Linked DNA regions of Homo sapiens: region 1 is linked to region 2. The links are chromatin loops, found by intact Hi-C in ENCODE. Cell type or tissue: mammary epithelial cell. All regions are shown on one strand.

The links. Hi-C counts contacts between places; a loop is a spot of excess contacts. Peaks named below come from ENCODE experiments on the same cell type or tissue, not always from the same donor. Only the 100,000 strongest peaks of a DNase experiment are listed, where the experiment ranks them.
Region 1: it touches region 2 in a loop (3-fold over the local background); 26 of 110 quality-filtered maps call a loop at or near these places.

Annotation. Positions count from the first base shown.
Region 1 is chr15:81,399,452-81,401,951 of GRCh38, forward strand. The region is part of intron 6 of TMC3-AS1 (TMC3 antisense RNA 1); the gene reads left to right. Among named protein-coding and RNA genes, the nearest start is that of TMC3, 26 kb to the left of the region's middle. In mammary epithelial cell, a CTCF peak has its summit at 1,397 (motif pointing left); no DNase peak of the experiment used is centred here.
Region 2 is chr15:81,109,926-81,112,425 of GRCh38, forward strand. It overlaps a transcript of CFAP161 not described here. Among named protein-coding and RNA genes, the nearest start is that of CFAP161, 23 kb to the right of the region's middle. RefSeq lists an enhancer at 1,680-1,839. In mammary epithelial cell, no CTCF peak of the experiment used is centred here; DNase peaks (open chromatin) are centred at 1,306 and 1,786; H3K27ac peaks cover 1,601 bases.

The DNA of each region.
Region 1 (2,500 bases), 290 kb after region 2:
ATTAATAAAAAATCTTATGCACAGTAATAGCAAAGCTTTGCTCCCTCTACTTGACTTTTGGGAAAGCTTGGCTCATTGGTAAACATGTAATGTTCTTTATATTAAAACAGAGTTCTGATACTCTCAGAGTTGGGGCAAATTGTTAGCCTTTCACCAAAACTTGAAAGGCTTTCTACGTTAAGATCCAAGCTCCTGCCTTATAAATATTCTGAATTACAGTCAATTTTGGAATACTCTTGTGGCAGAGAAAGTAACATGCACCAAATAGTCCAGGCTTGTGTTGAGTTAGAGCCATGCGACAAGTTCTGGCCAATAATATATGTGTGCGAGTGATACATGCCCCTTCTGACAGAAGCAGTGAAAAATTTATGAACAATATTTTAGTTTTCTTTCCTCTACTATGGCAACTTAAGTTGTGTGAGCCAGATAATGGAGTTTCAGGATGATGGTTCCTACTCAGCCTGGGTCCCTGAGTGACTGTATGGAATAAAGCTCTGCCGACACTTGTTAGACATGACCATGTGTAACAAATAAGCCTTTGTTAAGCCACTGACCATTTGGAGTAATCTGTTACAACTGCAGAACAGAGCATATCCTGATTAACAGAATTCCTACTTCCCAAATTTCTGCTTCCTTTCCTGGCTGCATAATTTGTCCAAGCTGTCTGTCATCTACATACTCCTTTACCCTATTTATGGCTTATACTATCTCATCTGACCTTCATGGTCTATCCTAAACGTCATCTCCTTCCCAAGGATCTCCGGTTTCCAGTTGGATGGGATACCCTCCTCTTCTCTGCTAATAGAAAGAGTAGTATACCTCTCTTAAGGCAATCATCTCATTTGCTTCTCTTCCTCATCCATTTAACTTAGAGCTCCTGGAAGGTGAAGACCATGTTTGATTCACCCAAACACCCCAAGGCCCCAGCTGAACATTTTGTGGTAGCTACAGGTGGATATTATTTAGTTTGAATTGAGTTTTCTCCTGAGGTTAGCAATGCGTAGGCCAATGTAGACAGCAATGTGAAATGATTTTAAATAAGTTATCTGCCTGAAACATAGCAACAGGGAGAGAAGAAAACAAAAAAAAAAACCCTTTACATGAGTAAGTGTAATTCTCAGAAAATAAGAGAAATAGCATATCAGAAAAAGACATAGGAAGCAAAAGTGATGCTTGCTGAAGAACATCAGAATGGGAATTAGGAAACAAACTTCTAGATTTGACTCCTTTGAAAACTAATTCTGTGATCTCTCTGGAACTCAGGTTCTTCATCTTGTACGTGGGATCAGAGGCTGGACGATAAATTAATTAAGGTATTTCATTCTGGAATTTTACTTACAGAAACCCCAGGTGCTGAGATGTTTTCCAGGACTAGGATGAAGTCTCCATCTTGTGGCTAAATTAAGTTCTGCAGTCACTCAACATTATGAACGTCAAGATCCAAGTCAATTTAGTGGAGCAGCGTAGATTAGGTCAATAGCTTCTGTGAGAAACAGAAACACATCTTCTTAATGCAAATGCAGCAGGACAGGTTCATTCGCAGCCATTTGGAAAGGAATTTAAACTTGGACAACGAACTGTGCAAATATATTTATTCATTCTTTTACTAAAGAGAGGGCCTGTCTTATCTTTTCCAGACTTGCATTCCTTGGCTTGTGGCCCCTTCCTCCTTCTTCAAAGCCAGCAATGTAGCATCTTGCTTCAGCCCTCACATTGCCTCATTCTTATCTGTCAAATCTCTCTCTGCCTCACTCTTATAAGGACACCTAGGTGATCCAGAATACTCCCATCTCAAGAATTTTTAATTTAATCACTTTTACCATATAACATCCGCAGTTTCCAGAGATTAGGATCTGGATATCTTTGGAGACCATTATTAGTCTACCACTGGGAGAAAGTGAAGGGGGCTGGGGAAAGTGTTTCCAGGAACACAGTAGTCTGTCCAGCGCCCCTTCCACCACTATCATTGGTGAGATCGTTGGTAGCAGCTGTGAGGTGTGATAGAGACTGACTTTTCTCCAGTTCCAGGGGCTCCAACTGGCAAAAGCTCATAACTGTTATCATCCCCCTGACTTCAGTGATCTGCTCAGGAAAGGGCACTTGAACAAATTCAGACCAGCTCAGGAGCCTCTACCCTCCACCCCCGTAGTTGTGGAAAAAGTTTTCATATCAGCTATTCTGGAGGTAGCAAAAAGAAGGCCAAAAGATTACAGCCCTTTTTGTTTGTTTGTTTGCTTGTAAGCCTTGTGGTTCTATTTGACTTTTTAAATTATGCGCATGAATTACTTGGAGACATTTTTTAAATTGAAGTGGAAAAAATAATTTAAAAGGGAAAACTAACTAAAGTAATATAATTTCAGAGTATTGATTATTGTCCAGAATATGCTTTGTTTTATTATTTTGCTAATAAAATTAAATTCACTGTACATTGTTCCAGAAGTATGTTGACTCTAAGGAAAATGTTTTAAATGGAATAGCCTGAGGATATCATTGTGGGGAA
Region 2 (2,500 bases):
TACCATAAACTTTCATAAAGCATCAGTGATTTCACCATTTTTCCACCCAAATTTCTGCATAAATTTGATGTTTGTTCTTGGTCCAATTTTAGCAGAATCCATGTAGCTCTGATACGAGATCTTTGCAAACTGATGTCTTATCCTTCTTAGTGCCTCAAAATAGATCCTGTTCAGACATTCAGTACAGGTTAGTGTGAGTTTGTTTTGGTGCAAAATTTTTTTAAATCCATGTATAGTTTTTTCATAAGATGTGTCTTCCATGAACTTTTTGAAGACCTCTCATATTTGTTTTATGTAATTGAATTCTGTCTTGCTTTTGTTTAAAAGAAGTCTCCCCTGCTTAAAAGGGGGCAAAAATTTAAAAAATTTTCTGGTGATTTTGAAGGACAGCATCCTCCTATAACGAAAATATCAGTTAAAGGTCTCTATGTTTTTTGATATCTAGAATAAATGACTTGAAGCCCCCCACTCCCTCCATCCCCTTTATGCCACTTAGAAGTCTGAAACCCTCCCCAGGATATCTGTGAATTTCCAGGAGGGTGCTGTTCTCCTGGTCACCCTTGCCTCTGGGTGCTTCTGGAGAATGCATCACCACAGATGGGAAACTTCATTTCTTTTCACTCTCTTAGGCAGACTGAGACTAAACACTACTCTGGGTCCATGCCGGCATTCCCATACCCACCAGAGTGTTAACTACAAAAGGGTTTCCCTTTTTAGAAGCCAGTGGAGAAAGTAAATAGTAAGAAATCTCTTCCGCTCTCAGGATTTCATAGTATAAGCAGGCATATTACCCAAGTGGTCAGCTTCGGTGGAAGGGGACTGGAGACTGACCACCAGATGATCAAGGGCACTAAAAAGGGGATGCAAGACCTTAGGCTCATAGTCCTGTTCCTGGGGACGAATGCTGGGCTCTGGTGGCCATGCTGGGCTGCGGAGAAGCAAAGGTGCATTGTTGGTGTGATATTCTTTCCCCCAGGGGTCTGCTAGAAGCTGAAGGCAAAAATAGATGGAGACAAAAAAGACTAGGAGACCCTTTCTATGTAGAGACATCACTCTATGTTCTTTGCAGAGAATAGGAATACGTGCCTTTGATCAGATGAGCTATTAAAAAATGATTATGTAGTTCTGTTAAACTGGATTATTTTCAATATCCTGTCTGCTTTTTCAAAGGACTGTTATTTAGTGGGAAAACATTGCTGAATTCCTTTCAGAGAAATCCTCCCTGTACTGACCCTTCGGCAACACACCTTACACATGTAACTACTTGTTCAGAACAGTCTTCTCCTTCTGACTCTCCACAAAGGCGGGGACCATGAGTATCTTATTTCCCACTGCATCCAGAAGGCTGAGCACAGTGCTTGACGCACAGTGAATTTTGGTTGAATGAACAATTGAAAGGATTTGCCCATTGCAGTGTCATTTTTCCAAGACCTGACAATATCACTTTTGATTCTTTTCTTATTTAGTTCCACCTCCTTATCCCCGCTGCCACTGCTTAAGTCAGCACACGGCATCACCTCTCCTGGGGCTATCTTTAACTAGGCTTCCTGACCCCCTACCCTGGCCTGTCTGCTTTAAATCCAGGCAATGGCCTGTAGCCCCAGCAACCTTCCGAAAGCTCTACTCTCTGTCCCTTGTCAATTTCCTCTTCTGAAAGTTTCAGGGGCTCTCCACTACTTGCAGAAGAAAACCACCAACTCTTGCCTCGATGCTGAAGGTACTTTCCCATCATCTCCCCTCTGCCTCTCATCACCCTGTGTCCCTCCTGGCCCTTGCTTTCTTGCTTCTGTGCTTGGCCTCATCCTCCTTCCTCTGCCTGGAAAGTGCTTACCTCTGTTCTTGCATCTGCATGTCCAAATCCTATTCATCATTTCTATTATTATGTCATTTAAGTTTCAAAAAGTCTCTGAGTCATTGTTCCTTAAATAGCAGTTTTAAAAGGTGATTCTAAAGAAAAGGATTTGATGTTGAAATTAGCTTAGGAAGTGTTGTATGGATTATTGCCATTTTGTAGATTTATAGTGCAGGCCATTAATTCAAGGATCTGAGAAGATCTGCAATCAAGAAACCTATTTAACTCAGCATTTCTCAAATTTATTTGACCATAGAACCCTTTCCCCTTTCACACCTATTAACATATTGCAGATTATTTTGGAAATACTTTCCCGAGAGTTACCAGTAATATCTTTAATCTGTTTTTAATGATGAAGATGCTGAGGCTCAGAGACAAAAATACTTGCGCAAGCCGAGTGAAAGGAGCTTCAATCTGTTTTTTTTTTTTCTTTACTACACTGTGATGACTTACATTTGTCATCCAACAAGAACTTTTAAACTTTCCGAACTATGGAAAGTAAGACAATAGCCTGTATTTATCTTTCCTAATATCTGAATTTTGTCCCACTTCTCTTTTCTAAAAATGATTATTCCCAAGTTTTTCTTTCACTTTTCTTTCCTGCCAGATGTTTTACAAGTAATGAAAGGCTCCAATTAAATTTTCCCA